Linked DNA regions of Homo sapiens: region 1 is linked to region 2. The links are chromatin contacts, found by Hi-C or POLR2A ChIA-PET in ENCODE. All regions are on one chromosome and are shown on one strand. The core of a region is the stretch at or near the end of the contact, and the rest is flanking DNA. Distances in the headings are between cores, read along the strand shown.

The links. A loop is a pair of places that touch in the nucleus more often than their neighbours do. ChIA-PET counts read pairs that join two places held with the same protein, here RNA polymerase II (POLR2A). Pooled maps may share reads with other maps.
Region 1: a loop to region 2 is called in a pooled map, with 2.5 times the contacts of the local background. The contact joins the enhancer-like site here to the promoter of NEK3 in region 2. A Hi-C loop is called at or near these places in 6 of 50 pooled maps. POLR2A ChIA-PET finds 5 or more read pairs at or near these places in 5 of 52 experiments (A673, OCI-LY7, activated T-cell and 2 more).

The regions. Positions count from the first base shown.
Region 1 is chr13:51,822,212-51,828,205 of GRCh38, reverse strand. It overlaps TMEM272 (transmembrane protein 272), which reads left to right. Exons shown (of 5, transcript NM_001351003.2): 3 at 1,581-1,640. Among named protein-coding and RNA genes, the nearest start is that of TMEM272, 20 kb to the left of the region's middle. Within about 2 kb of position 1,528, at least 14 of the 41 ENCODE cell types and tissues checked have a DNase peak (open chromatin) inside an H3K27ac peak, as active enhancers do; they include OCI-LY7, where a contact is called at or near this core.
Region 2 is chr13:52,156,181-52,161,871 of GRCh38, reverse strand. It overlaps NEK3 (NIMA related kinase 3), which reads left to right and starts at 2,275. Exons shown (of 16, transcript NM_002498.3): 1 at 2,275-2,329; 2 at 5,624-5,691. The coding sequence starts at 5,681. It overlaps LOC124903176 (a long non-coding RNA gene), which reads right to left. Exons shown (of 2, transcript XR_007063806.1): 2 at 4,526-5,691. RefSeq lists silencers at 284-578, 2,339-2,398, 2,479-2,588.

The sequences.
Region 1 (5,994 bases), core at 279-2,778, 330 kb after region 2:
TCAAGCTGGCTAAAGTAATAAAGGGGATTTATTGGCTCCTATAAATGGCAAGTCCAGAAGTAGTTTAGCATCAAGGGTGGTGTGATTCCATGGGTGATGAATGTCTCTGAGGACCCAGTTTCTTTTTACCTCTTCTCTTGCCTCTCAGGGCGTTGTTCTCATTCGCAGGCTGGCTTCCCCTCATGATGGCAAGAAGGCTGCCAGCCACCCCCAGAGTAATTCAATTCCTCACCAGTGGCCAGGGAGGGAGAAACCTTGTTTCTGGAAGTTCTGTCAGCAGAGCGAGAAAGCTTTTTCCTGACTCTCAGTAAATCTCCCAATATAAGTCATGAGCCCATCCACTAATAACGTATCTGGTAAGTGGGGCTCTGCTGGTTAATTGAGGGTGAAACTTCATGCCCTTTTCTATGGCCAGGGTGGGATCAGCTTCTGCCAGAGCACATAAACGGCACAGCAGAATGGGGAGGTAGGGAGGTGGGGGTACCCGAAAATAATTAAGGTGATGACCTAGAGAGGAAGGAGTAGATGCTACAGAAGCTACCATGAGGTTCACTCAGAGATCCTCTGCTCTCAGCATGACAACAGGACTCAGCAGAAAGCACAGATGTGTGATGCTGTCAAGACTCTGACAGTGGGAACTGGGGGGCAGGCCTACCCAAGAGGCATTCAAATTCACACTTTCAAAAAAAAATGCTGGCCAAGCAAAACCTATATCTGCAGATATATCTGCCGATCTGGAGAACAGATGAGGAAACCAAGAAGCAAAGCAGGGAAGTAATTGCCTAATCACAAAAGTTGCCATACCCTGAGGTCCTTGTGCATACATCTGTCACCACCTTTTACAGAAGAGGAAAACGGCTTCCGGATGTCAACGAATTTGCCCAAAGCCACATGGCCAGTGAGTGACAGGGCCAGGATTTGGACCCAAGCCTGTGTAGCCCCCATTCCTCTGTTCTTTCCCAATGTCTAAAAGTTGGATTGGTGGCATTAACAGAAAGAAAAACCCCAAGCCAGTTCAAAGCTCTATTATACTGTGTGTCAGCAAGAAGTTTTAGGAGCCCATCTAATGTCATGGGCTGTGGAATATATAACCAAGTGAATGGAAAGGGAAGAAGATTTTGTGAAGCAAATACTTTCAGTGATAAAGTGAGTTGTCAGTGAATTTTATCCAGGGAAGAGAAGAACCATCTGCCCTGAGTACAGGCACCCAGGAAGCACAGGGTGAATCCTGCCTGGCTCAGTGGATGCCGGCAGCTTCTGGCATCCTGGCACGGGCACAGTGGCAGTTTATAAACTCCTTTTCCATAAGCTGTCAGACTTGGAGAGGTCCTGCAGGATATCTGGGCCTTGGCATCGGCAAAGTGATCACGAGAGATGTTCAGCTCTCTGAGAAGTGCAAGTCTTGGCTTGCATCCACTGTGTGGGAGCCCCAGGCGAGCTGCGACCTTCTCCTCCTGTCTGCTGACTTGCCACTGGAGAGAAAGTCAGGTTTCACAGGATGCTTAAGAAACTGCAGTGAAGAGGAAATGCAGGGGTCTGTGTGTTTCTAACCCAGTGCCTGCCCCTTCTTCTCCTTGCAGCCTGCTTCGTTGTTGTGCTCTGTGCTTTCCTGGCTCTGCCGCTGTCCATGACCTTCATAGGTAAGCTGCCTTCCGAGCTGCTGGACGCCACAGGTCAGCCAGGTTGGGGCATGGACCCAAGGCATGTAATCTTTAAACATTAAATATGTGTTTAAGAAGAACTGGCCAGCCCGATGATTCCCAGACACCTATGTGCCATCTCAGAATGACTTGGTGAAGATTTAAAAAATACACATTCCTGGGCCCCGCCCTGGGAGATATCAGTGCAGTATATCTGGGTGGGGACAGACACTCTCTTTTAGAAATCTGTCCCCAGATGATTCTGATCCCTCCAGCCCAAGTTTGGAAGTGACTGGGCTAGAGGTTTCCCAAAGTCCCTTCCCAGTTCCTATGTTCCCTTGTGGAAGCAGGTTGCAAGCAATACAAAAAATGCACCTGGCGTTAGGTGATGTATGGGCACTCTATACATTTTTTTTTTTTTTTTTTTGCTGAATGAATGAGTAAATATTTCCATAAATCACGTATATTAAACAACCTCATAATCCAGAAGTGTGAGGTCTAGCGAAGGTCAGGGGAGGGGCAGGATGGGGGAAGCTCCTTAAGTAGCTAAAAATTGTTATCACGTGTCAGTGAAATTAATCTCATGCTCCTGAACATTGCTAATGGGAGCCCTGTGTACAGGACCTAGCTACCCCTATTTACCTAGAAGCCCAGCATGGCTGGGCATGGTGGCTCACGCCTGTAATCCCAGCAGTTAGTGGGGCTGAGGCGGGCCGATTGCTTGAGCCCAGGAGTTTGAGACTAGCCTGGGCAACATAGTGAGACCTTGTCTCTACCAAAAAATGCAAGTCTTGACTTAAAAATTAGCTGGGTGTGGTTGCGTGTGCCTGTAGTCCCAGCTACTCGGGGGACTGAGGTGGGATGATCGTGCCACTATACCTCCAGCCTGGGCAACAGGACTGAGACCCTGTCTCCAAAAAAAAAAAAAAACACAAAAACAAAAAAGAAGCAGCTCAGCAGGCCCAGTGTTCTAGGTCCAAGCTCACAGCATATTGGAGCAGAAAGTAAAAGAGCATAGGAGTTGTTGCAAAACAGCAACAACGAAACACCCAGTACCCTAATTGCTTAATGGGTAGGAGCCTTCCTTTTGAGGTGATGAAAATGTTTTCGAACTAGATGGAGGTGGTAGTTGCACAACACTGTGAATCCACTAAATGCCACTGAATTATTCACTTTAGAATGGTTTCTTTTGTTATGTAAGTTTCACCCTGCCACCCCTGCTAAAGCCACAATACTAAAAATGGAAACAAAAACAGTATCCTTAGATCTGTAAGACATGAAAGCTAACAGCCTGACAGGAAATAAAAAAGAAGATAAGATTTTAAGGTTTGCAGAGAACTGAAACAGCCAAGTAGTCTGGGGCCATTTAGTGTAAGAGTGAACAATTCAATCACTTCAGCAGGCCCTGGTGCTGTGATTATTACAGTGCAATTCAAAAATTAACACTTATTATATGGCTCTGTTCTTCCAAGAAGAGTTCACAAGATGTTAGGCATGCCCTGCTTATGAAGTCGGGGGTACTCTCCAGAGGGCATTCTATGCAAAATCTGTAAGGTAAGAGAACCCTAGCCTTTGGACCCTGTGGTTAGTTACCTTTCTTTTTGCTTTCTTTTGAGACAGGGTCTCACTCTGTCGCCCAGGCCGGAGTGCAGTGGAGCGATCTCGGCTCACCGCACCCTCTGCCTACCCGGCTCAAGTGATTCTTGTGCCTCAGCCTCCTTAGTAGCTGGGATTACAGGCGCCCACCACCATGCCTGGCTAATTTATATATTTTTAGTAGAGACAGGGTTTCACCACGTTGGCCAGGCTGGTCTTGAACTCCTGACCTCAAGTGATCTGCCCGCCTCGGCCTCCCAAAGCGCTGGGATGACAGGCATGAGCCACCGCGCCCAGCCAGTTATCTTTCAAATGAACTTAACTGCAACAATTCATCCACCAATAAGGCTGCATAAAAGAGACAAGACCCCACAAGCCAATTCCCATGGATATTATATTAAAATCACCACATCCACTGCGGAAAGAGGGTTTTGGAGGTGTTATTGCTTCTAGAGCAATATTGGTTATAGAGTTTGTGTTTGGGGTGATGAAAACATTTTGGAAATAGATAGTGGTGATGGTTGCACAAGATGATGCATGTAATTATGCCGATGAATTGTACACTTAAATATGGTTAAAATGGCAATTTTTGTTGAGATATTTTATCACAATAACAAATATTTTAAAAATCACTACATTTGGTAGTTGTTATCAACTGAACTAGGGAGAGATCTAAAACCAAAAAGAATAATCGTGATACTGCAGATCAGACAAGAAAGAAAATCTAGAGTTAAGGTAGGTCCTAAGAAGTACATGAGAACACAGGGGGAAAGATGGCTTTTATTAAATTTATTAGGATCGTTTTAAGCCATCTGTGCACTGATTGACTCTCCTGTGAACAGCAGCTGTTTTTATTCATTGGGAATGAGCAGATATCTAAGCCATTACTCAATGTTCATTTCACAGCTGGCTTTTGAATTGAAAGGCAGTCCATGTCCAACAAATTTGGCACCAAGTACTTAAAGGTCTTTGTGTGAAAAGGCTGTGTTGAGACTTGGAAAGTATTTCCATTTAATAACAAATTCACCTAAACATCAGAGATAACTAAAAGACAAGCCTCCATAGGTTGATGATTGGATCAACGTGTATATTTGACTAAACTCTGTTTTGGGCCCTGAATTTATGGCTCTCTGTATACCTAGAAAATTTTGTTCATTTCAATGGAATATGGTGTAGTCATAGAAAAACAGTTTACTCCCTCTGCTTAAGTATCAAGGCATTTATAGGGAATAAAATTCCAAATCAAAGCTAAAAGTCTAAATGTCATTTAAACAGGAGGCTTTGGTTCTACAGTAAGAATTCCCTTTCTTGGACTCTGTTGACAGATGTGTTAGTCAGGGTAACTTAACTGTGCTACAGCCACAAATTAACCCTGGAATCCCAGTGGCTTAACACTGTAAGAGTTTATTTCTTGCTTACGCAAATTCCATCATGGCTCAGGGGGCATGGGGACTTCTCAGGCAATGTGATGACATAATAGTCCAGTCTGCTTCAATCTTGAGAACAATCCATCTCCACCCATGGTTTCCAGGTGGTCAAAGCAGAGGAAGCAAACAACGAATCATGTATCAGTTTTTAAATGCTTTGGCCTGGGCTGGGCACAGTGGCTCAGGCCTGTAATCCCACGCTTTGGGAGGCCCAGGCAGGAGGATCACTTGAGCCCAGGAGTTTGAGAACAAGCTGGGCAACATAGTGAGTCCTTCTTCTCTACAAGAAAAAAAGAATTAGCTGTGCATAGTGGCACATCCCTGTGATCCCAGATACTCAGGAGGCTGAGGTGGGAGAATCGCTTGAGCCTGGGAGGTTGAGGCTGCAGTGAGTTGTGACTGAATCATGCTACTGCACTCCAGCCTGGGCAACAGAGCAAGACTCTGTCTCAAAAAAAATAAATGCTTTGGCCCCAAGGTGTCCCACAGCCCACTGGTCAGAACTGGTCACACTGCCTTGCTACCCAACAAGGGCACATGCTGGGCAGTCAGTGTCTCCCATAGCAAAGGTGTGTGTTAGAATTCATCTGGAGCTTGGTTGTTTGAGCCAGACTGGTCCCTGAGGGAAATGGGCATTTCTTCTTTATATGTTAAATAGACACATCATATCATTGGTTAATAGGTCTAGGGAACAAAGACCTGAGAAAAGTAGACAGAGCATTGCTTTGGGGAGAAAAACTACCATTAAGAAAGGGTAGACTGGGTAGGCTGGCTTGGTAGTACTCTGTATCTGGTAGCTAAGGATATGTGAGTACACGCGTGTTTCCCAGCATGGGGTCCAGCGAGTGGCATGGTCAATGGTTATCATATGGTGACTGTGACTAACACGGCAGAGGGCTTGCTGCACAGGGAGGAAGAGCGGCTCCTCCCTGCCACCTGGCCCCTGGAAGCAGAGTAGATGAGAACCTCATTCACGCAGAGTCACATTTTGGAAATGTGACTCATAAATTGAACCTTATTTTAAGCATATCAAGAAAACCGTATATTTAAAGGGATCCTTTGAATCCTGAATCCTTGAAAACTTGAGTTCTCATACACTGGCTATTCAGAAAGGCAGAGTGCAACCCATAGCCAGTTAATACCCAGAAAAAAGGTGCAGCGACACCTGGTCCCTGCCCTGTCTGCGGGAGTATTTATCGCCACTCCGCTGTGAGAGCCATTTCTGCGGTGTCAATCCACTGAGCTTCCTGAGGATCAGGTGACTGGTGAGGCTGAGCAGATCCCACAAGCATATGGTTTGCATGATTAACATTTTGGCTTTTGAAGGTGTT
Region 2 (5,691 bases), core at 1,026-3,525:
AATCTGTCTTTTGCTCAGTTCTCAAGAGCAGCATTCTGAGTACAGGCATGGGCAGTATTTTTTTTTTTTTTTTTTTAGACAGAGTTTCGCTCTATCACCCAGGCTGGAGTGCAGTGGCACGATCTTGGTTCACTGCAACCTCCGCCTCCCAGGTTCAAATGATTCTTATGCCTCAGCCTCCCGAGTAGTTGGGGTTACAGGCGCCACCCACCATGCCCAGCTAATTTTTGTATTTTTAGTAGAGACAGGGTTTCACCATGTAGGCCAGGCTGGTCACGAACTCCTGACCTCAGGTGATCTGCCTACCTCGGCCTCCCAAAGTGCTGGGATTACAGGCCTGAGCCATCGTGCCTGGCCTTCTTTGTTTTTAATTGAAACTAGTCTTTGTATAGAGTACAAAGAAAGCAGTGCAGATGTTGTAAATGTTGATTTGTAGCATTTCCCTTCTCTTATCACCACACTACAGAATAGTTGTACATTAACTTTGACATTGTGGAAGGAAGGCAATTGGAGCTGGCCAGAGCAAAGCCATTTTGTTCCTGAATGCCATTTTACAACTGCCTGACTGCAGAATGTACTTGCTGATGTTGCAGACAAAATTGCTGCCATTATGAAAAGGACTTCATGCTGAGGACTGAACTTTTCTCAAACCCCTGAATCAAGGACTTTTGCCTAGAAACCAATGAACTGTCATGATAACGCTTTATCTTCAATCAAAATAGTGGGTTACGAAGGTTATGGATGAACTAGTGAGAACTGACTTCTTACTTCCTTTAAAAACCCTACCCAAAAATAGCTGGTCAGGACACAATTCAAATGCTTCTGGAATCTGTGTTCCTTGAACTGCAATTCTCAGACTGCCAATAAACTTCTTTACTTGGATTTCGGTCTCTCTGACTCTGGTTGACACGTTATAATGAACACGTTCAGCGCTTACAAGTAAAGGGTAACCAGATGTTGTTCACAGTAATCCTATGAGGTAGGTTCTATACTTTTATACAGAGGGATTTAGTTACTCTGCTGTATTAGTTTCCTAAGGCTTCTGTAACAAACTGTGACAACCTAAGTGGCTAAAACGACACGAATTTATTACCTTACAGTTCTGAAGTTCAGAAATACAGCTCACTGGGTTAAAATCAAGGCGTCAGTGTGCATGGTGGTTTTCCTGTAGTCCCAGCCACTCAGGAGGCTGAGGTGGGCGGATCGCTTGAGCCCGGGAGCTCAAAACCAGTCTTGGCAACATAGCAAGACCCTGTTTCAAAAAACAAAAAAATCAAGGGGTCAGCTGGACTGTTACTTCTGGAAGCTCTGGGGAACAATTTGGTTTTTGTTTTTTGTTTTTCCCTCCTTTTCTAGCTTCTCCTCCTTTTCCACCTCCCACCTCCTCCTTTATATATATATATATATATATATATATATTTTTTTTTTTTTTTGGAGACAGGTTCTTGCTCTGTCACCAAAGCTGGACTGCAGTGGTGGGATCATGAGCCCTCTCCAGCTCTAGTGATCCTCCTGCCCCAATCCCCCGAGCAGCTGGGACCACAGTGCCCGTCGCTATGTCTAGTTAATTTTTCGTAGAGACGAGTGTCTCACTATGTTGCCCAGGCTGATCTCGAACTCCTGGGCTAAAGTGTTCCTCTCCTGCCTCTGCCTTCCAAAGCACTGGGATTGCAAACATGAGACACTGTGCCTGCTCCTCTTCCAGCTTCTTGAGGCCAGCTGCATTCCTTGGCTGTTGCCCCTTCCTCCACCTTCAAATAGCTTTCTCATACTGACCTTCTTTTTGGGCCCCTTCCACTTTAGAGAACCCTTGTAATTACTTTGTAATTACCCAAGCACACACTCCAAGATCGTCACCTTATTTTAAAGTCCGCTGATAAGCAACCTTAATTCCATCTGCAATCTTAACCCCCTCTGCCAAGCAAGAGAACAAACGCACAGGTTCCAGGGAGTAGGATGTGGACATCCTGAGGCGGAAGCATTATCCCGCCTTCCACAATTGCCCAAGGTCACATAGCTAGTAAGTTCTAGCTAGCACTGAGTGCTGTGCCCGTGAAATTTATCTACATAGGCTTTCACTTAACCTGCAGACAGAACTCAGTTAGTCGGGGACAATTTCCCTCAATGTTAACAGCACTGTTCCACCGCAACGTGGAACAACAGCTTTAAAACGTGCTCTTCGTAGGCCCGGCTACTCCAAGAACAGTGCCTCCCGCCAGACCCAGGCGGCTTCCTTCACCCGCAACCCGAGAGACGACCCGCCGGGCCCGCCCCGCGGAAGCCGCCGGTTGCCAGGCCAAGGAGTGGACTAGGGTCGCCGGGGAAGCGGGTGAGTGGTCCCCGCCCTGGCGGGCTGCCTCTAGAACGAGGAGGGCGGCGCGTGGTCGCGGCGCGGAGCCGAGTGGGAGCGAGGGGTAGACGCGCCCCGGACGCGCGGCCGCGCCCCTCACTTCCGCCCCGCGGTCTGGACCACTCGCCGCAAACCCGCAAGTCCCTCGCCGCCTTGGGGTCTGGGCGCGCGGTGCCGTGGGGGTCAGCAGGGCGGAGCGGCTTTTCCAGGAGAAAGGGCCCTCACGGGTGAGCGGGGCGACTGGGCTCCCCCGCGGTGCAGTTGCCCCGCGGGCGCCGGCCCCGGCTCAACGGATTCTTCTCGCTCGCTGCCCGGAAAGAACCAGTGAGAACCGCTGTTGCAGCAAAAAAAGAAGTTAATAAGCGCAGGGCTGGCCAAACCAGAACAGGGTCTCAGACCTGTCTCCCCGAGAATTCGGGGGCGAGGGTTTTAAAGGGCATTTTGGCTTCGGGGGGCTGGGGAACTGAAACAGTTGACCGGCTGGGGATGAAATCACAAGAGCTTCTGAAACTCGGGGCGGCTTCGTTGGTTCCCAGGAAGGGGTGGGGTCAGTTTCCCTTGTCTTGAAGTTTACACGAAATCCCTCTCCCAGTTATCCTAGCCTCTGTGCTAGAATAAGAAAACGACAACACGGTGAAAACTTAGCCCGTGAGGTTAGAAGCAAGATGGAGTCAGTCATGTTAGATTTCTCGCATTACTTATACATCTGTAAAGGTGGTTTCAGGGACCTTTCTGAACTTAGCCCGTATCTCACTGGTGATCCCACTTCTGGGTATTTGCAAATCACTTTATTAGGTTTTTAAAAGTATTGTTGCAGGCATGCGAAGGGGCCGATATACTTTTGCCATGTCCAGAGTGTATTCAGGTCTTGTAATGATCATATGGGTGTAATATTGAGTAACAGGCAAATGTGGGCAGAAAATATCAAATGTGGTTTTCAGCTAAGAAGTCTGGTTGCTCTTAATTTTCAGTTACTCTCCATTGCATAGAATAAAGCCCCGAAGAAACGAAGAATAAGATCATGGGGAAACTTGGCTTCCATGTTAAACCGTGTAATACCAGGTGTTAGAATAGTAGTAAAGGACTTGTTTCTTTCACATCTATATACACTCAAAAGACCTCATCGATCTTGGAAAAACATTGTTTCGAAGACAATGTGTATGACTGATTTGGTTATATGAAGAAATTATTTCTAGGATTTCCTGGTAATTCTGTGATAAACAGTAATACAAACTGGAATTTTTACAGGTCACTATAGTAGAGGTTTTAGTTTGATTTTTGCTTTGCCTGTCATGCTCTCTCTGCCTTATAATTCTTTGTGGTGTAATTAAAAAACGAACACTAGGGCCGGACGGGGTGGCTCACGCCTGTAATCCCAGCACTTTGGGAGGCCGAGGCGGGCGGATCATCTGAGGTCGGGAGTTCGAGCCCAGCCTGACCAACATGGAGAAACCGCGTCTCTACTAAAAATACAAAATTAGCCGGGCGTGGTGGCGCATGCCTGTAATCCCAGCTACTCGGGAGGCTGAGGCAGGAGAATCACTTGAACCTGGGAGGTGGAGGTTGCGGTGAGCCGAGATCGCACCATTGCACTCCAGCCTGGGCAACAGGAGCGAGACTCCGTCTCAAAATAAAAAACAAACACTGTAAGCTTTTTGAAAAATCAAGTAAATTCATTACAGTGTTTTTCCTGCAATGAAAAAGAATGCATCACTTCCCTAAGGTTTTAATAATCATAATAGCTGCCAGTTATTCAGGACCTTGTATGTACCAGGCAAAGTGTTAGGAACGTTTTATCCATTTTCTCTTATGTGCTAAGCAGTCCCGCTAGCTGCTTCATCCTGGAAATATAGATGGGAGACTGAAGTCAAGGACTCCAACTGTGTGTTTAACATCTCTCTTGACTCCCAGGAACCTCCAGTTTGGCATGTCCAAAATGAAACACATGTCTGTCTTCTATCAATATGTTTTGCCCAACCCCTGCAACACTCCCACTTCCAGAAAAATCACACAAACAAAAAACCACACACACAACCATTGTGCCTTTCCTCTCTCAGGGAGTGCCAAGAAACCATCTGGTTCATGCCAGAAACTTGGGAGTCAACCTTGCCCCCTTCTCTGCTTGCCCCCCATAAATCTGCCACCACAAATCCTGTCAACTGTTCTTACATCTTTCCTTCCCATTTTTTCTGACCCCATTGCCTCCACTCTATTCCATTTCATTATTTTCCTGCCTTTTCTATTGTTGGAGCCTCCTAACTGGCCTGTGTCTCTGAGCTGGCCTTCCTGCCCCTCCTCCACTGGTCCATTTAATCTGCAATCTGAGTGAATGTTTTTTCTAATATGCAAATATGATTATATTGCCTTCTTGGTTAAAATGCTTCAGCAGCTTGTTACATTCTTCTTTCAATTTCTTGAACTGAATGTAATTTCTTTAGCTCTTAAATATGCAATTTCCTCTTCCTTGATTACTCTTTTCCTCCTCTTTGTCTAGCCAAGTTTCATTCATCCTTCAGGCTTCAGCTTAAATAGCCTACATTTGTTGAGGTTTATGGTTATCTCTGCATGGGATGTCCACGTTGGCAGGGACTATGAGAGATTTTTCAGATTATAACATCTGACTCAGAGTTGGTGCTCAGTGTCTGCCTGTTGTATGTAGTATAGGGGAGGAAAAACATTTTTTCTCTGCCCTCTTAGGTTCAGTAGCTGGGCCCTGCAAAATAAACTGATGAAAGATAGATTAACAGGAAAAAAGGTTTATGCATAAATGTAAAGAAGTGGTTAGACCAGGGGGCTCATATGCCATTTTAACAAAGAGTGATAAATTATAGAGAAGTAACTAGACAAAAGTAGGGGAATGCTTCTTGGGTAAATTGTAGGAAGGTAAATATATGGCGGAAGCTAACATAAGATAAGGGTTATTCAGTAAAGTTTGTTATGTGGACTCAAGTTGGTGCCTTCCCCATTGGTAAGAGTTGCTCTCCTCTTCCTGGTACTGGAAAGGAAGACACATTTACAAATGGATATTTATTACCTGTACATAGGAAAATTTATGCCCTGCATTTATACAAAAAAGGGAGGGCAAAGAGCAAATTGGTTTCAGCTCAAAACAATTCTTACATGAAAGTGGCATATTTTGGGGTAGCATACACTGATCCTCTTCAAAAGGAATAATTTGCTTTTCTCTTATCATGGTTATGAGAGCTACTTTGAATTAATTTTTGCTTTTTGAAAGTACATTTAATTCTCAAATGTTTCTGCTTTTGAATGCAGTTTGGGAGAGCCCATGGTGACTGCGTGAGTGGAGCCCAGCTGTGTGGATGCCCCAGCATGGATGACTA